Linked DNA regions of Homo sapiens: region 2 is linked to region 1. A link is an interaction called in ENCODE POLR2A ChIA-PET data of the cell type or tissue named here. Cell type or tissue: IMR-90. All regions are shown on one strand. Links, peaks and the distances in the headings refer to the core of each region. The heading gives the core; the rest is flanking DNA. Region 1 overlaps MLKL (mixed lineage kinase domain like pseudokinase). Region 2 overlaps GLG1 (golgi glycoprotein 1).

Region 1 (15,539 bases), core at 4,573-12,572:
GAGAATCCCTTCAGCTCGGGAGGTTAAGTGATCTGTGATCATATCAGTGCACTCCAGTCTGGGCAAGAGAGTGAGACTCTGTCTCAAAACATAAAATAAAATTTGATATTTTTGATATTTAGTATAAGTATATACCATGCAATGTTTAGGATGCACTTATACTAAAAAATGATTCATTACTTTCCTAACGTTCAAATTTAACTGGATATGTTCATTTTTATGCTAAATCTGTCCACTCCAAAATTAGGGCTCATCCAACTCTATAAGTGCAGTGTGGACATCAATTTCAACCGTCAGTTCTGGGAGCTGGTGTTCCCTGGGTTAAGCCTCTTTCCTCCCTCCTATCTGTAATCAGAGTAAATAGTAAAACAGTGTATGGGAGGGAGACTGTCTGGGGCGTCTGGCCTGTTCTCTCACCATCTCTGGGAGTATCAGGAGTGTGGACAGACCCATCCAACCCTTAGTGGCGCCTTTTCACCCCGTCTTACCGGTATAGGCCTCGGGCTGCCCCCAGGACTAGGACCATGCGCTTGCCAAGTGTGAGGTCTTTTTCCCTATCCAACAGCTCCCTCAGGGTCCCGAGTTCACAGTACTCCATGACAATGGAGAATTGAGGCGGAGTCACTGGTGGAAAGGAGCCAGACACTATGAGGACCCGCCCTACTTGAAGCTTCCCATGTCTGCAGCCCACCTCTCCCAGCCTCGGTACAGATACAGACTTGGCTCTGCTGAGTCCCATTTCTCCCCCAATCCTCAGCCCACAGTTTTGGTCCCCGGCCTCCTTGAATGGACCAAATATGCCCAGAATTCCCATCCTCTTCTCCATAATACTTGGCTTGTCGTAATTCTACCTTAAAAAAAAAATTGGCTGGGTGCGTTGGCTCATGCCTGTAATCCCAGCACTTTGGGAGACCAATGTGGGTGGAACACAAGGTCAGGAGTTTGAGATCAGCCTGGCCTACGTGGTGAAACCATGTCTCTACTAAAAATACAAAAATTAGCTGGGTGTGGTGGCAGGTGCGTGTAATCCCATCTACTTGGGAGGCTGAGGCAGGAGAATCACTTGAAGCTGCGTGGCAGAGATTGCACCACTGCACTCCAGCCTGGGCAACAGAGTGACACTACATCTCAAAAAAAAAAAAAAAATGTTCTGCCAGGTGTGGTGACTCACGCCTGTAATCCTGGCTCTTTGGGAGGCTGAGGCTGGTGGATCACTTGAGGCCAGGAGTTCGAGACCAGCCTGGCCAACATGATGAAACCTCGTCTCTATGAAAAATGCAAAAATTAGCCAGGTGTGGTGGGACATGCCTGTAGTCCCAGCTATTAGGGAGGCTGAGGCAGGAGAATTGCTTGAACCTCGGAGGTGGAAGCTGCAGTAAGCATATTGTACCACCGCACTCCAGCCTGAGTGACAGAATGAGACTCTGTCTCAAAAAAAAAAAAAAAAAATTCTTTTTCTTTTTCTTTTTTAACTTCTATCTCCCTTTCTTGGTATAATTCAAAATTTTCTTGAGCAGTTATTTGGCGAATGTCTTCCTCACTCAACTGGATTCCCAAGAAGGCAGGAAATGTGTCTGTCTTGTTCACATGGGTGCTCACAAGAAGCTTCGTACATCTGTGTGGGAGGAATGAGTAGGGCACACATGGCAGGGGCGGGTGAGGACTCAGACAAGAAGTCGACTTCCCCATTCATGGGCCTGAGCTGCAAAACTGACATGTGACTGAGCCAGGCACCTCAGCGGTCCCCAAGGAGAACAAACGTTGCTGAACATTTGTCTTTATTTTTTATTTTTTAATTTTTTTGAGACAGAGTCTAGCTCTGTCACCCAGGCTGGAGTGCAGTGGCATGATATTGGCTCACTGCAACCTCCGCCTCCCAGGTTCACGCAATTCTCCTGCCTCAGCCTCCCGAGTAGCTGGGACTACAGGCACCCACCACCACGCCCAGTTAATTTTTATATTTTTAGTAGAGACAGGGTTTTATCATGTTGGCCAGGCTGGTCTCAAACTCCTGACCTCAGGTGATCCACCTACCTTGGCCTCCCAAAGTGCTGGGATTACAGATGTGAGCCACCGTGCCTGGCCTACGTTTCCCTTTAGATTGGGATTCCACACTCTGAAATCAAGTTGGCCTGAGGCTGTGGAGCAACTTCCAAAGGGGATAAGACAGGAGTTGCTCTGTCCAATCTCTAGGCAAGACGGCAGCAAAACATGACCAGCAGGAGGGGTCATTCCATGAGAGAAAATGCAGTCACATTGGGAAAAAAAGAAAAAAAAAAAAAAAAAAAGAGCCTGTCACATAAGGCTCTTGGTAGAGGGGTAAAGTAATGGTTTTTTTTTTTGTTTGTTTGAGACAGAGTCTCACTCTGTCACCCAGGCTGGAGTGCAGTGGCATGATCTCGGCTCACTGCAAACTCCGCCTCCCAGGTTCAAGCAATTCTCCTGCCTCAGCCTCCCGAGTAGCTGGGACTAGAGGCATGTGCCACCACATCCGGCTAATTTTTTGTATTTTTAGTAGAGACGGGGTTTCATCATGTTGGCCAGGACGGTCTCAAGCTCCTGACCTTGTGATCCACCCACCTCAGCCTCCCTAAGTGCTGCTGAGCCACAGCGCCTGGCCAGGTAAGTTAATTTTGCTTTTAGATTTGTTCTATACTAATGATGACCAAGGGTGTTTTCCTTCTTTGGGTCAGACAGCTTTATAATTTATTTTTATTTTTGAGACGGAGTCTTGCTCTGTTGCCCAGGCTGGAATGCAATGGTGCACCCTCAGCTCACTGCAACCTCCGCTTCCCAGGTTCAAGCAATTCTCCCACCTCAGCCTCCCGAGTAGCTGGGACTACAGATGCCTGCCACCAGACCCAGCTAATTTTTGTATTTTAGTAGAGATGGGGTTTCACCATGTTGGCTGGGCTGGTCTTGAACTCCTGACCTCAAGTGACCTGCCTGTCTCGGCTTACCAAAGTGCTGGGATTACAGGTGTGAGCCACTGCACCTGGCAGCTTTATAATGTTTTAGAGCAACAAGATGCACCCCTCTTCCAGGCTGGCATCTAAACATGCACCCCCTTATTTCCCAGTGGGCTGAAAGGAGAAGATGTGGCCATGTTAGTGCAAACCACCCCTCAGCCTTCAGCCCTGCCCTCCTGAAAGAAGATGAGAACATGCATCTTGGGATGAAAAAAAAAAAATTAACATTGATAATAATCACACTTTGTGGATTCCACCCTTTGTGATGTTCTTTAAAAAAATGCAACACATTAAAACACAGGAGGTGTGTTCTAGGCCATCCAAAGCTTGACCAATCCTAGAAGCATTCCTTACCTGTTTCATCAATGCAAATCCCAAATATACGCAGGATGTTGGGAGATTCGAATTTCTTCATGGTTTTGATCTCCTTATTGAAAGTCTGCCTCACTATTCTATAAGGATTAAAGAGAGAAATCAGGATTTCAGAACTGGAAGGTTCCTTAGAGAACATTCAGTGTGGTGACCCTCTGTGTATGTGGGGGCGGGGGTATCAGCATCTGGGGTGAGAACTGGTGCCAGGATGAACTCAGCTACTGATAACAACATGTGGAACCCCTCAGGTGCCTGTGGCAGCACAATTAGTCCCTCGGGGTCTGTCAGATATTAATGGGACTTGCTAATATCTTTTCAGTAGTTCAAATAGTCTGATAGAATTGTATTTTTATGACCTACAGGGCTTTACTAGGCAAACTAAAAAGTCAAGTATTTGTTACTGTTTTTAGGCTGTAACCTGTTGTTTAGCATATACTCTGACAGATTGTGGTGTGTGTCTTTTTTTTTTTTTTGGAGACAGGGTCTTGCTTTGTCACCCAGGCTGGAGTGCAGTGGTGCGATCTTGGCTCACTGCAGCCTCCACCTCCCAGGTTGAAGCAATTCTCATGCCTCAGCCACCTGAGTAGCTGGAACTACAGGTGCGTGCCACCATGCTTGGCTAATTTTTGTATTTTTTTTGCAGAGACATGATTTCACCATGTTGGCCAGGCTGGTGTCAAACTCCTGGCCTCAAGTGATTTGCCTGCCTACGCCTCCCAAAGTGCTGGGATTTCAGGTGTGAGTCACCGTGCCCAGCCCGTGGTGTGTGTCTTTGATGAATAAAAATAATGATACTAGGCCGGGCGTGGTGGCTCATGCCTGTAATCCCAGCACTTTGGGAGGCCGAGGCAGGTGGATCACAAGGTCAGGAGTTCGAGACAATCCTGCCGAACATGGTGAAACCCCGTCTCTACTAAAAATACAAAAAAATTAGCTGGGTGTGGTGGCGGGCGCCTGTAGCCCCAGCTACTTGGGAGGCTGAGGCAGGAGAACGGCGTGAACCCAGGAGGTGGAGCTTGCAGTGAGCCGAGATCACACCATTGCACTCCAGCCTGGGTGACAGAACGAGACTACGTCTCCACACACACACAAAAAAAGATATTTATTAAGTGAAATCTTATAACCAAAATTCCTTCCAAAACGTGGGCCTTAAAAAATGTAGGCAGGTAAATTATTAAAGAGGATCACTGGAACCACCAACTCAATCCAATCTGTTCATTCACTCTGAGTCTTAGACTCAAAGGGCAAAGGAGGCTTGTCCAAGGTCTGTCAGAGAATCAGGGCAGGTTCAGAGCCTATAAAAATCAATTGTATTTCTATCTGCTAGCAATTAACAATCAAAAGATTAAATTAAAAATTTTCATTTCCAATAGCATAAAGAGAATAAAATACTTAGGAATAAATTTACAAAAGAAGTGCAAGTCTCACCCTGAAAATTTTGTACCTAAATTGTTGAAAGAATTTTGTTTTGTTTTGTTTGTTTGTTTTTTGAGATGGAGCCTCACTTTTGTCGCCCAGGCTGAGTGCAATGGCATGATCTCGGCTCACTGCAACCTCTGCCTCCTGGGTTCAAGCAATTCTCCTGCCTCAGCCTCCCGAATAGCTGGGATTACAGGCGCTTGCTACCATGCCCGGCTAATTTTTGTATTTATAGTAGAGGCGGGGTTTCACCATGTTGGCCAGACTAGTCTCGAACTCCTGACCTCAGGTGATCCTCCTGCCTCAGCCTCCCAAAGTGCTGGGATTATAGGCATAACTCACTGCACCCAGCAAGAAATTTTAAAAGATCTAAATAAATGGAAACACGTCCCATGTTCTTGAATAGGAAGACTTTATACCATTAAGATGGTAACATTTTCCAAATTGACCTACAGGTTCAATGCAATCCTTACCCGATTTGTAGTTGGCTTAAAAAAAAAAAGCAAAAACAAAAACTGAAATTGACAAGATATTCCTAAAATTTGTGTGGAAATGAAAGGAATTCAGGATAGCCAAGACAGTCTTGCAAAAGAAGAACAAAGCTGGAAGACTTATACTTCTCAATTTCAAAACTTATCACAAGGTTACAGTAATGAAGACAGTATAGTGCTATCATAAGACTAGACAAACAGATCAATGGAATAGAATTGGGGGTCCGGAAATAAACTCATACATATAAAGCCAGTTGATTTTTCACAGTTTTTTTTTTTGGAACTTGCTCTGTCACCCAGGCTGGAGTGCAGCGATGCAATTTCTGCTCACTGCAATACCTGCCTTCTGGGTTCAAGAGATTCTACTGCCTCAGCCTCCCAAGTAGCTGGGACTACAGGTGCCTGCCACCACGCCTGGCTATTTTTTTTTGCGATGGAGTCTTGCTCTGTCAAGCAGGCTGGAGTGCAGTGGCGTGATCTCAGGTCACTGCAAGCTCTGCCTCTCAGGTTCACACCATTCTCCTGCCTCAGCCTCCTGAGTAGCTGGGACTACAGGTGCCCGCCACCACACCTGGCTAATTTTTTGTATTTTTAGTAGAGACGGGTTTCACCATATTAGCCAGGATGGTCTTGATCTCCTGACCTGGTGATCTGCCCGCCCTGGCCTCCCAAAGTGCTAGGATTACAGTCGTGAGCCACTGCGCCCAGCCAACGCCCGGCTAATTTTTGTATTTTTAGTGGAGATGGGGTTTCGCCATGTTGGCTAGGCTGGTCTCAAACTCCTGACCTCAAGTGATCCACCTGCCTCGGCCTCCCAAAGTGCTAGGATTACAGATGTGAGCTGCAGTGCCAGGCCAGCACAGTCTTTTAAACAAATGGCTCTGGGACATGTGAATATCAACATGCAGAAAAATGAAGTTGAATGACTACCTTATACAATACACCAAAATTAACTCTAACTTCGGAAACCTAAATATAAGAGCCAAAAACTATAAACTCTTAGAAGAAAACACAGGAGGGCCAGGTGCAGTGGCTCAAGCCTGTAATCCCAGCAGTTTGGGAGGCCAAGGTGGGTGGATTGCTTGAGGTTAGGAGTTTCAGACCAGCCTGGCCAACATGGTGAAACCCTGTCACCACTAAAAATACAAAAATTAACTGGGCCTGGTGGTGCATGCCTGTAGTTCCAGCTACTCGGGAGGCTGAGGCATGAGAATTGCTTGAACCTAGGAGATGGAGGTTGCAGTGACTGATATCACACCACTACACTCCAGCCTGGGTGACAGAGCAAGACTCCATCTCAAACAGAACAAAACAAAAAACCCCCAAAACCTGTACATGAATGTACACAGAAACATTATTCATAATAATCAAAAAGTGGAAAAAACACAAGGTCCTTCAATTGATTAATGGATAAGTAGGATATCCATACAACAGACTATCATTCAGCCATAAAAAGGAATGAAGAAATGATACTTGCTATAATATAGATGAACCTTGAAAATATCATGCTAAGTGAAAGAAGCCAGACTCAACAGGCCACATATTGTATTATTCCATTTACATTGAAGATTCAGAAAAGGCAAATCTATAGAGACAGAAGGTAGGACTGTTGCCTGGGCTCAGGATGGTGGTGATAGGGGTGAAAGAGGAATGACTGCTAGTGGGTATAGGGTTTCTCCTTCCTTCCTTCCTTTTTTCTTTTTTTTTTCTTTTTTTTTTTTGTTGGAGTCTTGCTCTGTTACCCAGGCTGGAGTGCAGTGGCACGATCTCAGCTCACTGCAACCTTGGCCTCCAAGGTTCAAGTGATTCTCCTGCCTCAGCCTCCCAAGTAGCTGGGATTATAGGCTCATGCCACCATGCCCAGCTAATTTTTGTATTTTTTAGTAGAGACGGGGTTTCACCATGTTGGCCAGGCTGGTCTTGAACTCCTGACCTCAGGTGATCTGCCCTCCTTGGCCTCCCAAAGTGCTGGGATTACAGGCGTGAGCCACTGCACCTGGCCTGTAAATATATTTAAAGCCATTAAATTGTACATTTTAAATAGGTAAATCTTACGGTATGTAAAATATATCTCAATAAAACTGTTAAAAATACAGTCTCAATGAAAATCTTGATGTGTATTTTGAGGAGTGTGATAAAACTTTCTTTGATATTTATTCAGCTAAGTCAACCTGAAAAAGAAGAATCAAGAGGAGGAAGTTCTTTACCAGATATCGAAATTTACTGCAAAGTCATATGAAAAAAACAGTAACAGTGTGTTACTGGTACAAAAACAGACAAATTGATCAGTGGGAAAGATTAGACAGATCAGAGTCAGATCTATGTCTATATAAAAACTTAATATACAATAAATATGGTACCACAAATCAACAGGGAAAAGACAGACGACTTAATAGATGGTATAGAGAAAACTGACTTACTATGTGGCTAAAAATAAAAGTTGACCCTACATAACGTCACATACAAAGGTGGATTCTAGTAGGATTAAAACCTAAATATAAAAAATAAAACTGGAAAGTTAAGAGAGGAAAATATAGAATGCCTTTAAGATCTAGAGGTGGAGCAGGACACCTCCAGAGCACAAATAAAAAGCTTGCAATGTCTAAAGCTGACAAGTGCTTTATTTCCACAATATACAAAGATTTACAAACAGACAAGACAAAAGCAGCAACCGTGATGGAAAAAAGGGCAGAGGATATGAACAGGCAATTTATGGAAGAGAAAACCCAAATAACTAAAACATGTAAATAAGGGCTTGAATTCATTAGTAAAAACAGAAATGCAAGTTCAAATAACTACAAGATATTGATCACTTTATAACTATAAAGATGAAAGTAATCAGAAAGCTGGATAACACTAAGGGTTGGTGAGGTTGCTTGTGGGAGTGTAGGCATAGACACTGTTCTGAAGAGTTGCCTGGTAGTACTTAGTCACTTAATATACACATATCCCATGGCCCATCATTTTCTCTCCTGGTGCTATATCCTGAAGGATTCTTATACAGGTCCCTAAAGGGAAACTAAGTATGGCATCTTTTTGGTGGGGAAAAGTTGGAAGCTGACTAGGTTCCATCACTGGAAAAAAAAAGAGACAAAATATATGGCTCACGCCTGTTATCCCAACATTTTGGAAGGCTGAGGCAGAAGGCGCTTGAGTCCAGGAGTTCCAGACAAGCCTGGGCAGCACAGTGGGTCCCTGTCTCTACAAAAAATTTAAATATTAGACAAGAATGGTGGTGCACACCTGCAGTCCCAGCTACTTGGGAGGCTGAGGTGTGAGGATTGCTGGAGCCCAGGAGGTTAAGGCTGCAATGAGCTATGATCTCACCACTGCACTCCAGCCTGGACAACAGAGTGAGACCTTGTCTCAAAAAAAAAAAAAAAAAAAAAAAAAAAAAGGCAAAATGTGGATCTTCACCATGGATGGCAGACAGAAATTAAGGAGTCCAGATATGGAACACGTTTCATGATGTTGAGTGAAAAAAGTGAGGAAAGGAGGCAACAGACACGTAACTCTACCAGTTGTGAACATGAAAAATGTATGCATACATTTTACAAGAACACATACAAACAAAACACACTAGAACTACTGTCTGTGGAGGGGATGAGCAACTGGGAAACAAGGTTGGAAGGGAAAGTTGTTTTTTTTTTTTAAATATATATGTGGACAAAGGAGAGAAGACCTAGAACTGAGGTGGAAAGATGTATTTAAGTCAAGACTCTGCTCCTTAACAGTGGAGAGCACATAATTTAACCCTTTAGGGCCCAGGCTTCCTCATCTAAAAATGGAGACGATATCCCTCTCTCCTTGGAGAGTTAGAGTAAGTATTGGTACACACGAGAGAACCACACAAAACAACTTACGCAATGCTGCCAGCCTGGAGTTTTTTGAATACTTTTATGGCCACTGGAGCTCTGTGGTATTCTCCTTTATAAAGTGTGCTGACTTCATTTTCCCTTAGCAGAATCCACGGGGATCCTGAAAGCTGCTCCTTCTTGATCTCCTTGATTTGCTCTTGCGGGATCTCCTGCATGCATTTTGGTGGTAAATCTGACCTCACCCCCGAGAGGAAAGAAGACAAAAGAGTCAATGAGCAGAGGAAGGGGTCCTAAGGGAGGTGGCATATTTGTGATGTGTGAGTGGGAAGCTCTACTACATGAACCAGAGCTGGTGGTGGCTGGGGCTTCTGATGGACTCAGCCCAAGGGAGCGGCTCCCGTGCCTCTGAGTGACCAGTAGAGACACAGCTGGACAGTTAACAGAATGTGTCATCCACTTCCTTTCCCTCCTCTTCAAATCCCGCCTGTCCCTCCAGCCTTAACCCTCATCCAGACTCATCTCTCTCATCCTGGAAGGATGTCTATTCCTGTTACCCAGAGCTTGGCACTTGAGCATCTGGCATCTGGCGTAGTCATTTCAGATCTAGTAGTTAGGGACATAGTTCAAGCTCAGTAACCTTGCTGTTGTGTGTTCACTGTCTGTCTTTCCTCTTTCCTCCTCCACCCCGTGAGCTCCTGGAAGGCAGTGTCCTTCTCTGCATCTTAGTTACCTCTTTGCATGGCCTCTGGCATAAACCAGATACTCACAGTTTTGTTGAATGAATGAATGAGTGGGCATTTTAAATTTGATTTGAATTTCTTCTTGGAAATTCAGCAACTGAACTGAAGCTTTGATTCTATTCATAGAGGTTTTTAAGTACTTTGACAGCTGCTAGAAGGTATCTTACTGGTCAAGAAGCTCTCTCCACATGTTATTCCATGGACAGAAGCCTGGGCTAGCCATGAATGGATCCCCAAACCTGTGGGCTGCTTCCAGCCATCCAGCACAGAAAATGGACAAATGCAGGGGTAGCGGGAGGCTGGGGTCCCAGTAAACTGATGACTTCTAGTTTGGGGGCCATCAGAAACAGCAGGGCACATGATAACTTACACTGCCTCAAAGTTTCCTTGATTTCTTTCATGTTGATTTCTAATCGTCTCAGTGAAGCTTCTATTTTTTCATTATCTGCAGGAAAAAAGGGCAGTATATGCTCAAAATAGATATTAAAATCACACGCCAATCAAAACTAAAATGCTAATTAAAACTGTTGAGATATCATTTTTTACCTATCATATTCATTATGGTAGGGATTACTACTGATCACCAATATTCAGATTTCTACTTCTGAGCACATAGGAAATGCATTAAAGCATGGCTGGGTAACTTGCTTTGGCTAAGAAATGAAGAAAAGAGATGTCTGTCACTTCCCAGAGGGAGCATTTAACTGACTCTGCATAAGGTTCCAACCTGGCTGCTTTGGAAGTGAGGAAAGTTTGCGTCAACGCAGAAGTGCTATACTATTGAAAGTATCCTGGAAGGAGGACATTCACCTTGGAGAGTCCCCTGGACTTTGCCTGAATGAGAAATAAACTTGTTTCTTTAGAACACTGAGTTGTTGTTTTTTAAACCACAGCATAATCAAATCAATCCTGATTTATATACTCAGAAACATGTTTGAAAATTTATAACACACTATTTACAGTGGTCAGCCATCCCTGTCTGCCCAGGACTGAGGAGCTCTGGGGACATGAAACCCTGACTACTAAAAGTGGGAAAGTCTCTTATGGGAAAAGTATAGAGAAGCAGATAACTCATGCATAGTTGGTAGAAGTAATATCTGTGCAACTTCTATCAAAATTTGAAATGCCTACAGTCTTTGACCTAGTGATTTTACCTAGCAATTCCACTTCTGGGAATTTCTCATAAAGATATCTTGAAATAGGCCAGGCGTGGTGGCTCATGCCTGTAATCCTAGCACTTTGGGAGGCCGAGTCAGGCAGATCACTTGAGGTCAGGAGTTTGAGACCAGCCTGGCCAAACTGGTCAGTAGAGATAGTGAAACCCCGTCTCTACTAAAAATACAAAAATTAGCCGGGTGTGGTGGCACATGCCTGTAATCCCAACTACTGGGGTGACTGAGGCACAAGAATCACTTGAACCCAGGAAGCAGAGGTTGCAGTGAGCCAAGATCGTGTCACTGCACTCCAGCAAGACTCTGTCTCAAAAAAAAAAAAAAAGAAAAGAAAAAAGAAAGAAAGAAAGAAAGAAAAGAAAAAAAAAGTTCTGGTGATGGATGGTCGCGATGGTTTCAGAACCATGTGAATATACTTGATGCCACTGAACTGGCATCTAAAAATGGTTGAAATGGTAAATTTTTTTTTTTTTTTTTTTGAGACGGAATCTCTCTGTCGCCCAGGCTGGAGTGCAGTGGAGCGATCTCAGCTCACTGCAGGCTCCGCCCCGCGGGGTTCACGCCATTCCCCCGCCTCAGCCTCCCGAGTAGCTGGGACTACAGGCGCCCACCACCTCGCCCGTCTAATTTTTTGTATTTTCAGTAGAGACGGGGTTTCACCGTGTTAGCCAGGATGGTCTCAATCTCCTGACCTCATGATCCGCCCGCCTCGGCCTCCCAAAGTGCTGGGATTACAGGCGTGAGCCACCCCGCCTGGCCGAAATGGTAAATTTTATGTTATGTATATTTTATCACAAAAAATGGGAAAAAATGATGGGTGTATGTATTGGGTTGTTTTTGAATTTGTGTGCTGCTAGTATGATCATAAAACAAAACAAAACAGTAGGGTAGATGCCAAGTAGGAAAACAAGCTATATAATTCAATGGATATTTACATGGGAGGATATTTAAGATTATTTAATGAGAAAAGAAGAAATAGAACAATGTGCTTGGCATGATGCTGACTGTGTGACAACAACAATAAAATATATATACTTAAATCTCCAGAAGGGTATTCAAGAAACTGGTAGATTGTGTGATTGTATCTCAGATTTTGATAAAGGTTGCACAAATATCCTACCAACAATGGATGAGATTATCATTTTGTCTATATGGTTTCCATCAGACTTCCCCAGTTTTAGTACTGAAGGTCTCATGTCCTCAGAAAGGGAAACAGGGGCCCCTGAGGTCAAGGAGGGAGATTTACTTCTCACGCCGGCCCCCTCCATCCTTTGTTTTTGGAGACAGGATCTCGCTCTGTCGCCCAGGCTGCAGTGCAATGGAGAAATCGTGGCTCACTGCAGCCTCGACCTCCTAGGTGCCTGTAATCCCAGCACTTTGGGAGGCTGAGGCAAGAGGATCACTTGAGGCCAGGAGTTCTACACCAGCCTGGGCAACATAGTGAGACTCTCTAACTACAAAAAATAAAATAAAAATTAGCTGGGCATTGTGGCGTGCACACCTATAGTACCAGCCACTCGGGAGCCTGAGGTGGGAGGATCACTTGAACCTGAGGCTGCAGTGAGCTATGATTGTGCCGCCGTCCTCTAGCCCGTGCAACAGAGACCCTGTCTCAAAAAATGAAACAAAACAAAACAAAACTCCTCTTCAACGCTGGCTTGCCCAAATTTCACCAGCCCCCACCATATATCTGGGCCAAAGGATGTTAGGAGTTTTGTTTGTTTGTTTGTTTGTTTGTTTGTTTTCTGAGGCAGAGTCTCGCTCTGTCGCCCAGGCTGGAGTGCAGTGGCGCGATCTCAGCTCACTGCAAGCTCTGCCTCCCGGGTTCACGCTGTTCTCCTGCCTCAGCCTCCCGAGTAGCTGGGACTACAGGCGCCCGCCACCATGCCCGGCTAATTTTTTGTATTTTTAGTAGAGACGGGGTTTCACCGTGTTAGCCAGGATGGTCTCAGTCTCCTGACCTAGTGATCAGCCCGCCTCGGCCTCCCAAAGTGCTGGGATTACAGGCGAGAGCCATCGCGCCCAGCTAGGAGTTTTGAGGTACAAGTATATTACAACTGCTCAAACTTCATCATTGCTGCTCCTTTGGTAAATTAAAGTGAGACTAAAATGCATTCAACTGCACTCCCACTCCCCACCAAAGACCCAGCTTGCCTCTTCTTAGCATCTGGAAAGCTCGCCTGTCTTCGTCTGCATCCTGCTGATCTTCCTGTGCCCAGGACGCTCCTTGGCTTATGGGTGAAACAGGCATGCGTTGCTCAACCTGAAGTAACAGCGAGAGCTCCTTCCAGACATCACTCAGCTTCCTGTTCACGTCCTTGAAGAGTATTTTGTCCTGGCTTGCTGTTAGAAACCTGCAGATATTGGATCTATTGCTGAACTTTTCTATCTCCCCATTAGCCTCCTCCAGGGCAGCCTTGAAGCGGTTCATGGCTGTGGTTAACTTCTCAGAGGGCACGCTCCTCTTTCCTTGGTCCTGGAGCATCTCCAGAGGCTTGATCAGGCCGAGGACGCGGTGGCCCAGGCGCCGGCACTGTTTCTTGCAGTATTTCATCTCTTCACACCGTTTGTGGATGACCTGGCCAAGGGTGATAATATGCTTCAAATTTTCCATGCCTGGAAGAAATGAATGGAATTTGGTGAAATCCCCAAATCTCCTGCATATTCACTACTTGGCTAAGAAAGAATCAAAGCGGTCTGTGACTTAAATGCCTGAGGAGGTCTCCCCAGCATTTTCATGCAAGATAGAGATGGTTTGCTACCCACCAAAATCTGTTCTGCCCTTGCACAATAATAGAGTTGTAGCTGGGAAGAGCTGGTCCAGCCGGAACTACATCTCCCAGCCTTCCTTGCAACTTGATGTGGCCATGTGACTAGTTCTCACCAATGGGGTTTAAGTGCATGTGACCTGCTCTACTTCGGACTGGGGCAGCTGTGCCGCCTCCTCACACTCTCCCTTGGTTGGCTGGATGCGTGGGGTGAAGCGGCCCTGGGGTGGTGGAGCCCCAAGAAGAGTCCTGAGTCCCTGGATAATCACTTGGAGGAGAGCTGCCCACAGACCTGGAACGTCTGTCATGGACTGTTAAGTGATCAAGGAATAAACTTGTATTGCATGTAAACCGTTAATATTTTCAGGTTGATATGTTTATATCAGTTTCGTCTATTACAGATATATCCTGCTAAAGCATAGAGGTTTCAGGGGCCAGGCGGGTAATTCAAATGAGTGAAGTGAGCTGAGGTAGTCTTTACTGCCACAGATAAATATGTTTCTTTCTGTTTTTTTTTAAAACATGTGGACTATCTTTCATTTTTCCTACAAAAAATTGTTCAGTTTCTTCCTACAGTCCTTTAAGAAAAATGCAGCTGGGCGAGGTGGCTCCCACCGATAATCCCAGCACTTTGAGAGGAAGAGACAGGAGGATTGCTTGAGGCCAGGAGTTCCAGACCAGTCTGGACAGCAAAGTGAGACCCTTTCTCTACAAAAATAAAAAAAATAAAATAAAATAAAATGAAATAAATAAAATATAAAATTGGCTGGGCGCGGTGACTCACGCCAGTAATCCCAGCACTTTGGAAGGCTGAGGTGGGCGGATCACTTGAGGTCAGGAGTTGGAAACCAGCCTGGCCAACATGGTGAAACCCCGTCTCTACTAAAAATACAAAAATTAGCTAGGTGTGGTGGTGCATGCCTGTAATCCCAGCTACTCGGAGGGCTAAGCCAGGAGAATTGCTTGAACCCAGGGGGTGGAGGTTGCACCATCTCAAAAAAATGTAATACATTACATATATATAGTAATATATATAATATTACATATATATAGTAATATATATGTAATATTACATATATAGTAATACATATATATAATATTACATATATATAGTAATACATATATATAATATTACATATATATTATATATATAAGTTAGCCTGGTGTGGTGGCACACACCCGTAGTCTCAGCTACCTGGGAAGTTGAGATAGGAGGATTCCTTGAGTCCAGGAGGTTGAGGCTGCAGTGCCAGCTTCCTACTCTTAACCTCTCTCTCTTCTCTGAACATGAGTGAGGAAGCACAGAGCCCTGATCCTAAAGCTTGGAATGAGGCTAACCTGAGCATGGTAGAATGGAAAGGGAGAAAGAATCTGAGTCTTTGATGACAACATTGAGCCACTGGTTTGAACTGACATGAAGTGTACCCCATCCCCTAACTGCAGGTTTCATGAACCAATAACCTCCCTGATTGTTTAAGGCAGTTTGAATCATGTTTGCTTTATTTGCAACTGAAGCCGACTGCGTTCAGCAATGAATGATGATAATAATTATGACACTAGATCTCTCAATTCACCTACTACATCCTAAGTGCTTTGGAACCCCCAGCTCTCCATGGTTATTTTCATTTAACAGATGAAGATACCATCTGGGCACAGTAGTTCATACCCGTAATCCCAACATTTTGGGAGGTAGAGGTGGGAAGATTGCTTGAGGCCAGGAGTTCCATTCTGGGCAACACAGCGAGACCCATCTCTACTAAAAATACAAAAATTAGCTGGGACCTGTAGTC
Region 2 (15,539 bases), core at 3,590-11,589, 97 kb before region 1:
GCCTCCAGAGCAGCTGGGACTACAGGAGCCTGCCACCACGCCTGGCTAATTTTTTTGTTTTAATAAAGTCAGAACTTTGGATCAAAATACACACACATTTGTAATTCTAATTTTTTTTTTTTTGAAATGTAGTCTCGCTATTGTTGCCCAGGCTAGAGTGCAGTGGCGTGATCTCAGCTAACTGCAACCTCCACTTCCTGGGTTCAAGCAATTCTGCCTCAGCCTACCAAGTAGCTGGGATTACAGCCTCCCACCACCACACCCTGCTAATTTTTGTATTATCAGTAGAGATGGGGTTTCACCATGTTCGTCAGTCTGGTCTCAACTCCTGACCTCAGGTGATCTGCCTGCCTCAGCCTACCAAAGTGCTGAGATTATAGGCGTGAGCCACCGCACCTGGCCTCATTAATCTCTCTTTCTAACAAATTCTCCCCATTCCTTCCCACATTTAATATGTCAGAAGTTAAAATCCAAGAAGTAATGATTTCTACTTCCACTCATGAGGATTAACTACTATGGAAACTATCTCCCTTACTCCCATTGTGAACGAGACACAATATATGACGTAACCTTCAGTCACTGGACAACAGGCAGCATTAACTATGATCCCTGAGAGAAGGCAACAAACCAGGTGAGCCGATGATTACCTAGCTTACTGTATGGAAGTGGCTTCCCGGCTGCAACACAGGGAGAGGGAACCCAAACAGAATTGGATAGTCTTGCTGAAAAGAGGAGAGAAATTAAACTTTAGGGTATCTAAAGCAGCTAGAATTTGAAAGATTTGAATAGTGGAACCAAGAAAGAGTGAGAATAAAGAGTTCTGTACTGAGAATGGTCACAGGAGATTTGTGGAGGGATCCCCTTGAATCTAATAAACAATTACCACACTTGTAAAGCAGGAATATGACTAATAACAAAACTTAATCAATAGAAAAAGATCAAGAAATGACAGACATGATGGAATTAGCACATGAGGACCTCAAACAGCTATTACGGCTGGGCACGGTGGCTCACGCCTGTAATCCCAGCATTTCGGGAGGCCGAAGTGGGCGATCACGAGGTCAAGAGATCAAGACCATCCTGGCCAACACAGTGAAACCCCGTCTCCACTAAAAATACAAAAATTAGCTGGGCATTGTGGCACGTGCCTGTAGTCCGGAGGCTGAGGCAGGAGAATCACTTGAACCTGGGAGGCGGAGGTTGCAGTGAGCTGAGACTACACCACTGCACTCCAGCCTGGCGACACAGTGAGACTCCGCTTCAAAAAAGAAAAAAACAGCTATTGCAAGTACACTAAAGGGTGTAAAGAAAAACATGAACATAATGGATAATCGAATATATAAATAAAACACCCAAATCAAACGTCTATAGGTGAAATATACTTAAAATACAAATTCACTGGATGGTATTAATAGCTGACTGAAAACTACAAAAGAAAACATCAGTGAACCTGAAGATCAGCAATAGCAATTATCCAAAATGAAACACAGAGAGAAAAAAAACAGGGGGAGCGTTGGTGGGGGGATTAAAAACAGAGCCCACTTGTGGGACAATAGCAATCAATTTAACCTACATAAGATTAGAGCCCAGGAGAGAAAGAGGGACAAAAAAACTGTCTGAAGAAATAGTGGGCAAATAGTATGTGATCAAATATTTGTTGATGGATTTAAATAAAAATGGTAGGGGCATAAAAATATAAAAAAAATAGCATGAAAATATGTTATCTATGTAAATGTGAAAAATAACAGAGAAGCAATGTGGTAACATGGAAAGACAGAGGCTTTGAATTTTAAAAGATTTGAATTTAAGCTTTTTGGATTTGAATTTAAGCTCTGTTTCTTTCTTTCTTTTTTTTTGAGACAGGGTCTCACTCTGATGTCCAGGTTACCCATTCTGTTGCCACTGCAGCCTCGACTTCCCAGGCTCAGGTGATGCTCCCACCTCAGCCTCACAAGTAGCCAGGACTACAGGCTCTCACCACCACACTGACTAATTTTTGTATGTTTTGTAGAGATGAGGTTTCGCCATGTTGCCCAGGCTGATCTCAAACTCCTAGGCTCAGGAAATCCACCCGCCTTAGCCTCCCAAAGTGCTCGGATTACAGACATGAGCCACCACACTTGGCCTGTTCTTAACATTATGTGACTTGGGCAAATAAAAATCTATCTGATTCGTGGTTTTTCACCTGTAAAATAAGTCTCATATCTGTCATATCTACCACACATGGTTATCAAGAGCTACAAATAAGATTAAAAGGGTTCCATAAACTGAAAGCTAAATAGCAACTTGACTAAGAATAATCAAATAGGGAAAAGGTTGTTAGACCAATATCCTTTTTTTTTTTTAAATCAAATGTATTTGGTGAGTGGCCGGGCATGGTGGCTCATGCTTGTAATGCCAGCACTTTGGGAGGCTGAGGGGGGTGGATAACTTCAAGTCAGGAGTTCGAGACCAGCCTGGCCAACATGGTGAAACCCCGTCTCTACAAAAAGAACAACAACAACAACAAAAAATTAGACGGGCGTGGTGGCGTGCACCTGTAATCCCAGCTACTCGAGAGGCTGAGGCAGGAGAATCACTTGAACCCAGGAGGCAGAGGTTGCAGTGAGCCAAGATTGCGCCACTGCACTCCAGCCTGGGTGAAAGAGTGAAACTCTCTGTCTCAAAAAAAAAAAAAGAACAATTATGTTAAACCATATGAAAATGTTTTTATAAGTCAAATATGATGAAATATTGGTAATTTCTTATAGTTCATTCAATCTAACAAAAATGAAGGAAGAAAACAATGCCTAAAGCAGACCTAGCTGGCAGGGGAAGAGAAGCAGCGGGCTGTGCTGAGGGAAGGGCACTGGGAAATATTTTGGTGCAGCAAATTCCCAAACCACTGATATAAAATATTTTCCCAAAAATAACACTTACATATAAGCCCTGTAAACTCTGAAGCTGTAACTCTGTACTCTCCAAAAGCCCACACCACTACACTATTTATTTGCGGGTGTGGGGCAGCAAGATGTGTATGGAGCCAGTGCGAAGCAGAGGCAAGCAGGCTGAGAATCTGGGCTAAAGAATGGGAATTTCCACAAGAGGAAGGGAAACACAACAATGTCTTCTGACTTCTGCTTTCAGTGCTCTAATTTCTCCTATTTCACATATACTCTCAAGTTGAAAAGGAAAGTATACCAATAGTAAAAATTCTTGGCCGAGCACGGTGGTACACGCCTGTGGTCCCAGCTGCTCAGGAGGCTGAGGCAGGAGAATTGCTTGAACACGGGAAGCAGAGGTTGCAGTGAGCTGAAATCCAGCCAATGCACTCCAGCCTAGGTGACAGAGTGAGATTCTGTTTCATAAATAAATAAATAAATAATAAAAATATACCGATAGTACAAATTCTTGAAACTTCACTTTTGTTGTTGTTGTTGTTTTTTTGAGATGGAGTCTAGCTCTGTAGCCCAGGCTGGATGGAGTGCAGTGACACGATCTCTGCAAGCTCCGCCTCCAGGGTTCATGCCATTCTCCTGCCTCAGCCTTCCAAGTAGTAGGGACTACAGGCGCACGCCACCACACCCACCTAAGTTTTTTGTATTTTTTAGTAGAGACAGGATTTCACCATGTTAGCCAGGATGGTCTTGATCTCCTGATCTCGTGATCCGCCCACCTCGGCCTCCCAAAATACTGGGATTACAAGCGTGAGCCACCGTGCCTAGCCGATAATTTTTCTTTTTTTACCATTATAAGAAGTTTCAGGCCAGGTGCCATGGCTCACGCCTGTAATCCCAGCACTCTGGGAGGCCGAAGCAGGCGGATCACCTGAAGTCAGGAGTTCGAGACCAGCCTGACCAACATGGAGAAACCCCGTCTCTACTAAAAATACAAAAAAAAATAGCCAGGCGTAGTGGCGGGCGCCTGTAGTCCCAGCTACTCAGAAGGCTGAGGCAGGAGAATGGCGTGAATCCAGGAGGCGGAGCTTCCAGTGAGCCGAGATTACACCACTGCACTCCAGCCTGGGCAACTGAGTGAGACTCCGTCTCCAAAAAAAAAAAAAAAAAAAGAAATTAGCCGGGCGTGGTGACACCACATGCTTGTAATCCCAGCTACTCAGGAGGCTGAGGCAGGAGAATCACTTGAACCTGGGAGGCAGAGGCTGCAGTGAGCCGTGATCACACCACTGTACTCCAGCCTGGGCAACAAGAGTGAAACTGTCTCAAAAAAAAAAAAAAAAGAAAAAAAAAAAGGAAAGCATCACCACCACCAGACACACTAAAAGCTGCTATCAATACACATAAGTCAGGTTCTAACAAACCTACCAAACTCAGAGTTTTAAAATGAAATTGTGTCAAAGGAGGGCCTTTCTTGTTAAAAAAAAAAAAAATTAAAATATAAAAATATGAAAATGAAGTTGTGGATTTTCAACTATTTCAAAACTCTGCTGCCTAGTTACTTCTGAAAGAAGACTTACAGGGCCGGATGCCGTGGCTCACACCTGTAATCCCAGCACTTTGGGAGGCCAAGGTGGGCGGATCACGAGGTCAGGAGTTTGAGACCAGCCTAGCCAACACGGTGAAACCCCGTCTCTACTAAAAATACAAAAATTAGCTGGGTGTCTTGGCATGCACCTGTAGTCCCAGCTACTCAGGAGGCTGACGCAGAAGAATCACTTGAACCCGGGAGGCGGAGGCTGCCGTGAGCCAACATCGTGCCACTGCACTCCAGCCTGGGTGACAAAGCAAGACTCCATCTCAAAAAAAAAAAATAAAGGCCTGGCACGGTGGCTCACGCCTGTAATCCCAGCACTTTGGGAGGCTGAGGCAGGTGGATCACAAGGTCAGGAGATCGAAACCATCCTGGCTAACACGGTGAAATCCCATCTCTACTAAAAATACAAAAAAATAGCTCTGCGTGGTGGCGGGTGCCCGTAGTCCCAGCTACGTGGGAGGCTGAGGCAGGAGAATGGCCTGAACCCGGGAGGCGGAGCTTGCAGTGAGCCGAAATCGCACCACTGCACTCCAGCCTGGGAGACAGAGCAAGACTCTGTCTCGAAAAAAAAAGAAGACTTACAAACCAAAAATTTTTTGCGCTGTCCTTAACGTATGGCTAAGTTTAGTATTTATATCTTAGTATCACAGACTGTTTCACAGGCCAGAGAAATGTTCCAACCTGGGAAATATGAGAGCAAAAGGCCTTACATATTATTTTCCCTCTGAAAAGTCACCATCTTTCAGAAAAATTTCAGTAATTTTTGAATTTATCTGGTTTTATACAGGGAAAAAAAGCAGTCTTCTGAACTATTCTTTTTCCCCTTATACGTGGGAGCAGAGTTTTCCTTTGATAGGCAGTATTCCAAATTTGGCAGAACATAATTCCTTTACCCAGAGGATTTACCCCTTCATAGTGTACACATTTAAATACCATGCATATATGTATGTATGTAGAGTTGGGCTCTCACCGTATTGCCAAACTGGTCTCAAACCTCTGGCTTATGCAATCTGCCACCTTGGCCGCCTAAAGTGCTGGGCTGTGGGCCACTGTGCCTGGCCTTCTGTAATTTATTCACTGATTGATTGATTGATTGAGATGGAGTCTTGCTCTGTCATCCAGGTTGGAGTGCAATAGAGCGATCTTGGCTCACTGCAAACTCCACCTCCTGGGTTCAAGCGATTCTCCTGCCTCAGCCTCCTGAGTAGCTGGGATTATAGGCACATGCCACCACACCTTGCTGATTTTTGTATTTTTAGTAGAGACAGGGTTTCCCCCATGTTGCCCAGGCTGTTCTTGAATTCCTGACATCAGGTGATCCACCCGCCTTGGCCTCCCCAAGTGCTGAGAGCCACTGCACCCGGACTGTTTATATAAATGTTCTTGACCTTATTCCAAAGCTTTATGGAAGAAGCTCTGGAAGGATTATATAAAGGGTGTGAAGCATTCCAGTTTATTTCACACTTCTCTTAAGGCAGCGAACAAAAAGCATTATCTCGAATGATCTCACCTATAACAACAAAGGGGAAAGGGAAGACCATTTATAAATAAGAAAACTGGAGGTCTGAGAGATTAATTTGCCCAACATCATAATAACTGGTAAGTGAGCTAGGGTTTGAATCCAGGACTGCAGCTCCAAAGCCCATTCTATTTTTCCATTTACCACAATGCTTTTCCTCTCATCACAAGCTTCACATGACTATAGGACCTTCTCTCTTCTTATTTTATTTCATATATAATAGGTGTGTCCTCAGCAAATGGCTGCTATCGTTTGAATATGTCCCCCAAAGTTCATGTGTTGGAAACTTAATCCCCAATACAAGTGTTGAGAGATGGGACCTTTAAGAGCTCACTAGGTCATGAGAGCACTGGTCTCATGAATGGATTAATGCCCTTATCTCCGTGATCCTGGGAGTGGGGTTCTGATAAAAGGATGAGTTCTGCACATTCCTTGTGCAAGCCCGCCCTCCCTCTTGCATTCTCTTGCCCTTCCACATTCTGCCATGGGATGATGCAGCAAGCTGGCCCTCACCAGATATGGCCTCTCAATCTTGGACTTCCCAACCTCCAGAACCATGAGCCAAATAAATATTCCTTTATATATTACCCAGTCTTGGGTATTCTGTTATAGCAACACAAAATGGACTCAGACAATGGCACTAATTAACAGATGGCATTACGTTTGTCAATGATTAAAATTCTCCATTACACCCCTTTCTGCATCGTTGAAGTTACTGTCCACTTCATGCTATTTATCACATTACAGAGCTGATATGGCCAGTGCAAGAATTTTGAGAGTTCTGTTAAATGACTTGCAGGGCAGTCTTTATAGTTTACACCTAAATTACAAGTGAAGTACCAGAGCTTTTTTTTTTTTTTTTTTTTGGAGACAGAATTTCACTCTTGTCACCCAGGCTGGAGTGCAATAACGCGATCTCCGCTCACTGCAACCTCCACCTCCCAGGTTCAAGCGATTCTCCTGCCTCAGCCTCCTGAGTAGCTGGGATTACAGGCATGTGTGACCATGCCTGGCTAATTTTTGTATTTTTAGTAGAGACAGGGTTTCACCACGTTGGCCAGGCTGGTCTCAAACTCCTGACCTCAGGTGATCTGCCCGCCTCGGCCTCGCAAAGTGCTGGGATTACAGGTGTGAGCCACCACACCTGGCCAGGTACCAGAGCATTTTTAACATAATTTCTTTTGCTGTCATTTGTTTAAAACTTGTATTTCAATTGATGTAGAACTTACATTCCTATTCTCCTGGTTAATTTTACTCATCTACCATTTCACTTCATTGTTTATCATTCTTATGATTTTAAATAAGTATAACATTTTTATTTTTTTCTTGTTGTCATTTTTTTGAGACAGAGTCTCACTGTTGCCCAGGCTAGAGTGCAATGGCACGATCTTGGCTCACTGCAACCTCCGCCTCCCAGGTTCAAGCAATTCTCCTGCCTCACCCTCCTGAGTAGCTGGGGTTACAGGCATGCGCCACCATGTCTGGCTAATTTTTTTATTGGTAGGAGAGACGGGATTTCGACATGTTAGCTAGGCTGGTCTCGAACCCCTGACCTCAGGTGATCTGCCCACCTCAGCCTCCCAAAGTGCTAGGATTACAGGTGTGAGCCACTGCGCCCAGCCTATCACATTTATTTTTTAAAGAAACACAAAATTATTTTAAGAATTTGTTTTATTTTACAAGTGTATAGATCCAGGATTCAAGTCAGCACCCATTTTTAATATGATTCACCCTATCAAGAATTATAGGTGTTATTCAAGCCTTTAATAGGAAAATGTACAGGTCCTGTAAATATCACACATTCAGTCAAACAAAACTTTCTGATTTCAGTAAAATTATTAAAGCTGAATGACTACAGATGCCTGGTTCTCTTAAGTCATTGTTTTTAGATTCCAGTCCACACTCCTTGTTCCTTCACACTCTATTTTAATGCAGATACAAAGGGTAGTACTGGCACAGTTCTGAGGACCATCACTTAGGATCTTTTCTTAAGTTTCAAATCTATCTAAGGCAACCAAAATAAGATGAGTCACTAACTGACCTCCAGTTTTATCAGAGTATTGTTCTCAAGTGGAAGGAGCTAAAGCACCCCTTACAACTCATAAATTAGGCATTCGGAAGATGAAATCTACTCATGAACAAGATTAGGAGGCTTTTGTTTTGTTTTGTTTTTGAGACAGACTCTCACTCTGTTGCCCAGGCTGGAGGGCAGTGGCACGATCTCAAAATGTGTACACTTTGAAGGGGTAAATCCTCTGGGTAAAGGAATTAAGTTCTGCCAAATTTGGAATACTGCCTATCAAATCAAACCATGTTGATTTAAGGCCGGCGCGGTGGCTCACGCCTGTAATCCCAACACTTTGGGAGGCAGAGGTGGGCAGATCACGAGGTCAGGAGATCAAGACCATCCTGGCTAACACAGTGAAACCTCGTCTCTACTAAAAATACAAAAAATTAGCTCGGCGTGGTGGCAGACGCCTGTAGTCCCAGCTACTCAGGAGGCTGAGGCAGGAGAACGGCATGAACCCGGGAGGCGGAGCTTGCAGTGAGCGGAGATCGCGCCACTGCAATCTAGCCTGGGCAACAGAGCAAGAATCCGTCTCAAAAAAAAATAATAATAATTTAATTAACATGAACCACCAATTTAAGAAGAATTAAAAGTACTGAAGGGCTCTGGGTGTGGTGGCTCACGCCTGTAATCCCAGCACTTTGGGAGGCCGAGGCAGGCAGATCACAAGGTCAGGAGATCGAGACCATCCTGGCTAACACGTTGAAACCTGGTCTCTACTAAACATACAAAAAATTAGCCGGTCGTGGTGGCGGGCGCCTGTAGTCCCAGCTACTCTGGAGGCTGAGGCAGGAGAATGGCATGAACCCAGGAGGCAGAGCTTGCAGTGAGCCAAGATCGCGCCACTGCACTCCCGCCTGGGCGACAGAGCAAGACTCCGTCTCAAAAAAGAAAGTACTGAAGGGCTTTTTTTTCTGATTCTCCCAACCATTTCCTGTACTGTACGCCTACAGCATTTAATTTATTCTTCTCTTATGACACTTATTACTTTAAAACTTGTATTATGGTTTTCAGTAAAGATATCTTTTTCTTCTAGATCAGTGCTATTCATAAGTATGTGAGACACATACATAATTTTATGTTTTCTAGTAGTCATTTATTTTTAAAAAGTAAAATTGATTTTGTAATTTATTATTTAACCCAATATATCGAAATTTTTTTTAAGACATAAACAATATAAAAATTATTGGGCCAGGTACAGTGGCTCACGCTTGTAATCCCAGCACTTTGGGAGGCCAAGGCGGGTGGATCACCTGAGGTCAGGAGTTCGAGATCAGCCTGGCCAACATGGCGAAACCCCATCTCTATTAAAAATATAAAATTTGCCAGCCATGGTGCCACATGCCCATAGTCGCAGCCACTCGGGAGGCTGAGGCAGGAGAATTGCTCGAACCTGAGAGGCAGAGGTTGCCCCTTATACGTGAAAGTGGAGTTTTCCTTTGATAGGCAGTATTCCAAATTTGGCAGAACTTAATTCCTTTACCCAGAGGATTTACCCCTTCAAAGTGTACACATTTTGAGATCATGCCACTGCCCTCCAGCCTGGGCAACAGAGCGAGACTCTGTCTCAAAAAAAGAAAAAAAATTTATTGTGGGCTGGGCGTGGTTGCTAATGCCTGTAATCCCAGCACTTTGGGGGGCTAAGGCAGGTGGATCACCTGAGGTCAGCAGTTCGAGACAAGCCTGGCCAACATGGTCAAACCCCTTCTCTACTAAAAATACAAAAATTAGCCAGAAGTGGTGGCGTGTGCCTGTAAACCCAGCTACTCGGGAAGCTGAGGCAGGAGAATTGCTTGAACTCGGGAGGCAGAGGTTGCAGTGAGCCAAGATCGTGCCATTGCACTCCAGCCTGGGCCACAAGAGACTCCACCTCAAAAAAAAAATTATTGTGATATTATGCATCCTTTTGGTACTAAATCTTCAAAATCAAATGTGTATTTTATACTTACAGCACATCTCAATTCAAACAGGCCATGTTTCAACTGTTCACTAGCTGCACGTGGCTGATGACTACCACAGTAGACAGTGCAGTCCTAGGTTACTTATGCTTTAGGGACAGGGGGGAAAATGAGCTATCACACAGCTGGACTGACTTGTTTTCAAATCTTGATTCCACTACTTACAAGCCCTGAGGCAAGCTATTTAGAATCAGTTTTCTCACTAAAAATAATAGGATGTAATAGGCTGGGTACAGTGGCACATGCCTATAATTCCAGCACTCTGGGAGGCCAAGGCAGGAGGACTGCTTGAACTCAGGAGTTGGAGACCAGCCTGGACAACAGAGTGAGACCTCATCTCTACAAAAAAAAACAACTTTTAAAATTAACCGAGTATGGTTACTACTAAGGAGGAGATACTCAGGAGGCTGAGGTGGGATGATCACTCGTGCTCGGGAGGCAGAGGCTGCAGTGAATCATGATCATGCCACTGCACTGCAGCCTGGGCAAGAGAGTGAGACCTCGTCTCAAACAAACAAAAAAAAAACCCAAAACAAAACTCACCAGGCACAGTGGCTCACGCCTGTAATCCCAGCACTTTGGGAGGCCGAGGCGGGAGGATCACCAGGTCAAGAGATCAAGACCAGCATGTCCAACATGGCGAAACCCCGTCTCTAGTAAAAATACAAAAATTACCTGGGCGTGGTGGGGTGCGCCTATAGTCCCAGCTACTCAGGAGGCTGAGGCAGGAGAATCGCTTGAACCAGGGAGGCTGAGGTTGCAGTGAGCTGACATCATGCCACTGCCCTCCAGCCTGGATGACAGAGTGAGACTCCATCTCAAAAAAAAAAAAAAAGAAAGAAAAAAGAAAAAAAAAGCTCCGGTGATAGATGGTGGTGCAAGCAGATCACCTGAGGTCAGGAGTTCAAGACCAGCATAGCCAACATGGCGAAATCCTGCCTCTACTAAAAAAACAAAAATTAGCCGGGCGCAGTGGCTCACGCCTGTAATCCCAACACTTTGGGAGGCCGAAGCTGGCGGATAACGAGGTCAGGAGATTGAGACCATCCTGACTAACACAGTGAAATCCCATCTCTACTAAAAAATACAAAAAATTAGCCGGGCATGGTGGCGGGCGCCTGTAGTCCCAGCTACTCGGGAGGCTGAAGCAGGAGAATGGCGTGAACCCGGGAGGTGGAGCTTGCAGTGAGCTGAGATCGCACCACTGCACTCCAGCCTGGGTGACAAAGTGAGACTGCCTCAAAAAAAAAAAAAAAAAAGCTGGACATGGTGGTGTGTACCTGTAGTCCTAGCTACTCATGAGGCTGAGGCAGGAGAATCGCTTGAACCCGGGAGCCAGAGATTACAGTGAGCTGAGATCACACCACTGCACTCCAGCCTGGGCGTCAAGAGCAAGACTCTGTCTCGAAAACAAAATCAAACAAACAAAATCAATAAGAATGATAATAATAAAACATCTCTCATAAGATTAAATGAGATAACGCCTAGAAAGCATCCAGTCCCTCAGAACAGGGCACACAGAAAACCCTCAGTAAATGCTAACCATTATAAGTAGCAGTAGTATACTTGAACACTGAGCAGTGTCTTGCACACAGGTTTCAATAAATGTTTGCTGAAAGAAGAAAAATTGGTCGGGCGCGGTGGCTCACGCCTGTAATCCCAGCACTTTGGGAGGCCAAGGCGGGCGGATCACGAGGTCAAGAGATCAAGACCATCCTGGCCAACATGGTGAAACCCCGTCTCTACTAAAAATACAAAAAATTAGCCGGGCGTGGTGGCGGGCGCCTGTAGTCCCAGCTACTCGGGAGGCTGAGGAAGGAGAATCACTTGAACCCAGGAGGTGGAGGTTGCAGTGAGCCGAGATCGCGCCACTGCACTCTAGCTTGGTGACAGAATGAGACTCCATCTCAAAAAAAAAAAGAAAAAAGAAAGAAGAAAAATTAATTTACATGATAGCCTATAAGCCATTTTAACTGCTGCTTTTAAAAATATATAAATAAGGCCGGGCGCGGTGGCTCACGTCTGTAATCCCAACACTTTGGGAGACTGAGGTGGGTGGATTGCCTGAGGTCAGGAGTTTGAGACCACCCTGGTCAACATGGTGAAACCTCGTCTCTACAAAAATTAGCCGGGTGTGCTGGCAAGTGCCTATAATCCCAGCTACTCGGGAGGCTGAGGCAGGAGAATGGCTTGAACCCGAGAGGTGGAGGTTGCAGTGAGTCGAGATCATTCCACTTCACTCCAGCCTGAGCAAGAGCGAAACTCCACCTCAAAACAACAACAACAAATATATAAATATATATATATATAACTTATATAAAGAGGAGATTTTTGTTATTGTTCCTGAGTAAATTTGTTTTGAACACATTAGGAGAAATGCACAAAAGAGAAATACAGCATTTCATCTTTTGGACTGTTCAAGTATTTTATTTCCTTCTACAGAACAATGAATTATTAAGCAACTATATACTGTAAAGCATTCTCATCAAGAGATTTCTTAAAAAGTATTTGCCATAAACGACAATGCTACTTTACAGGTAATTCTCAATTATCTGCTGTAATATTTTTATCTGAGGTAGGGATAAAAACATCCCATTTCTGGACTTTACTTGGAGAACCAGCTAGAGGTGAATATACGACCCTTCATGACCTGGACTGAAAACATTTTCAAGTTCTCTATTTCGGTCAATACAGCCCCTTTAATAATTCCCCAAAGCATCTCCCCTTTCCACCTGTGCTACGACTCTCTTGCACACGTTTTGTATTCCCACAGATCACAAAATCACAAAGCACCGGAGCTGGAAGAATCTTAAGAGATAATCCAAGGCCAGGAGCGGTGGCTCACGCCTGTAATCCCACCACTTTGGGAGGCCAAGGCGGGTGGGATTACCTGAGGTCAGGAGTTCAAGACCAGCCTGGCCAACATGGTGAAAACCCGTCTCTACTAAAAATACAAAAATTAGCCAAGCCTCGGCCGGACACAGTGGCTCACGCCTGTCATCTCAGCACTTTCGGAGGCCGAGGTGGGCAGATCACGAGGTCAGGAGATCGAGACCATCCTGGCCAACATGGTGAAACCCCGTCTCTACTAAAAATGCAAAAAATTAGCCGGGCATGGTGGTGGGCGCCTGTAGTCCCAGCTACTCGGGAGGCTGAGGCAGGAGAATGGCGTGAACCCGGGAGGTAGAGCTTGCAGTGAGCCGAGATCGCGCCACTGCACTCCAGCCTGGGTGACAGAGCTAGACTCTGTCTCAAAAAAAAAACAAAAAAAAAATTAGCCAGGCATGGTGGCTGGTGCCTGTAATCCCTGCTACTAGAGAGGTGGAGCCAGGAGAATCGCTTGAATACAGGAGACAAAGGTTGCAGTGAGGTGAGATCGCGCCACTGCACTCCAGCCTGGGTGACAGTGCGAGACTCCGTCTTAACCAAAAGCAAAACAAAACAAAAAAACAACAGAGAAAGATAATCCAGTGTTAGTGCTTTCTGAAGCATGTGCTATTGGTAATATGCAAGATGATTTCAGGTGGTATGTGTTGGTACTTATATTTTATAGTCATATATTTAGTTTCATATATATTAGAGAAGTATACCTACCACATCAAATTCATGAGTTCACGTATATTTCCGCTTAGAACAAGGCTAAGTGGTGTTGTGTACCTATAGTCCCAGCTACTCGGGAGGCTGAAGTGGGAGGAGAGCTTGAGCCCAGGAGTTTGAGGTTGCAGTGAGCCATGATCATGCCACTGCACTCCAGCCAGCCTGGGAGATAGAGTAAGACTTTCAAAGAAAAAAAAGAACAAGGACAAAGCTAAAGTAGACAGTCCTTGCTTAAGAAAAGAGGCCGGGTGCACTGGTTTACACCTGTAATCCTAGCACTTTGGGAGGCCAAGACAGGCAGATCACTTGAGGTCAGAGGTTCAAGACCAGCCTGGCCAGTGTGGCGAAACCCCCGTTTTACTAAAAATACAAAAATTAGCCGGGTGTGGTAGCGCATGTCTGCAGTCCCAGCTACTCGGGAGGCTGAGGCAGAAAAATCACTTGAACCCAGGAGGCAGAGGTTGCAGTGAGCCAAGAATACGCCATTGCACTCCAATCTGGGCGACTGAGAAAGATTCCACCTCAAAAAAAAAAAAAAAAAAAAAAACAAAAAAAAACAGTGACAGAAATTTCAAGCTAAGAATAGCAGAGCTGTGTTCCACCCAAATCTAAATCCTAATTTTGTCTTATTACACTGCCCTAAAATAATTTACTATCTGTATGACATCAAGTGATTAACACTCTTATATAATCGCTTCTCGATCACAACAATCTCACTTATCAAACCAACTGTAAGCAATGGTGGTGTCTTAAAGTACTAGTGTCCTTCCACAATGATAGGTGTATAATAGAAGATCAATAATGACTTGATTATGTGGTTAGATTGCTTCCAACCAGACAGACAGCATAGGAGGAAATTCCATATTGGCTCAAACAAAACAATCATAATATATCCTAAAGCCAAACAATGTTTGGATTAATTGCTGTTTGAATTATTCATTGTCACTGATTCCCTCCATGAATGAATATGGAATCAGGAACTGGTACATATATAATCCTAGAAACTTTACAATATATACATACCCAGAGAATATATACAGGAAACGACTCATATAAGTTAGACAGCAGAGATCTTAGAAACCGTACTGTAGGGGCAGGGTGTGGTGGCTCCGCCTGTAACCTCAGCATCCGGGAGGCAGAGGAGGGTGGGTCGGTTGAGCTCAGGAGTTAGAGACCAACCTGGGCAACCCGGCAAGACCTTGTCTCTCTTAAAATTAAAAAAAAAAAAAAGTATACCCCAACTACTCATTTAACACATCAGGAAGCAGAGAGAGAAAATGCTTACAGTCATTTGTTAGTTAATGGCACTGACAGCTCTAGTCTCAGTTCACTTTTTGTGATGTTCCATGGATTCAATATAAATATCAAGGAAATACAACTAAATGCTTCCAGTGTTCTAGTACAAATCCTGCTTAAGGTGAGTTGGGATTTGAAACTCTTTTCATAAAGCAGAAATTCGGTTTATGATGCACTCAGACTAATTAAATTAGCGTTGGGTGATAACGCATTTGCCTGAGAAATCTACAAATACTTCAATGCACTGTTACAACTCAGTTGTTCTTGTGTCCCATTTAGCATACATTTATAAACCTATGGCATTCTCAACAGTCACAGACTAATGTCCTTAGCTACAACCACCCATGGTACATTAGAAAGAGTATGGTCTTTTAAGTCAAAAAGGACTTCCTGAACACCAGCTCTACCACTTAGGATATAACATCAGACAACTTACTTTAGCTCTTTGAGCCTATTTCTCTGCTAAAAGAATAACACTAGCACTAGCACTAGCACCTCATTATCATTATCATTGATAATGATAGTCATTATCAACAGTGAGACAATAGAGATGGTGTAGTCCACTATCTCAAGTATACAGTTAAGTGAAAGGTTAAAAGCAGAGTATAAAAATATTTACCTATGAGTC

The links. ChIA-PET counts read pairs that join two places held together with the same protein. Peaks named below come from ENCODE experiments on the same cell type or tissue, not always from the same donor. Only the 100,000 strongest peaks of a DNase experiment are listed, where the experiment ranks them.
Region 2: POLR2A ChIA-PET joins it to region 1 with 8 read pairs; 9 of 35 experiments call an interaction of 5 or more read pairs at or near these places.

Annotation. Positions count from the first base shown.
Region 1 is chr16:74,682,163-74,697,701 of GRCh38, forward strand. It overlaps MLKL (mixed lineage kinase domain like pseudokinase), which reads right to left. Exons shown (of 11, transcript NM_152649.4): 2 at 13,136-13,597; 3 at 10,180-10,254; 4 at 9,115-9,301; 5 at 3,324-3,421; 6 at 489-624. The coding sequence starts at 13,595. Among named protein-coding and RNA genes, the nearest start is that of MLKL, 11 kb to the right of the region's middle. RefSeq lists silencers at 1-103, 12,133-12,302. In IMR-90, for the core only: no CTCF peak of the experiment used is centred there; no DNase peak of the experiment used is centred there.
Region 2 is chr16:74,586,593-74,602,131 of GRCh38, forward strand. The region is part of intron 1 of GLG1 (golgi glycoprotein 1); the gene reads right to left. Among named protein-coding and RNA genes, the nearest start is that of GLG1, 13 kb to the right of the region's middle. In IMR-90, for the core only: no CTCF peak of the experiment used is centred there; a DNase peak (open chromatin) is centred at 8,059.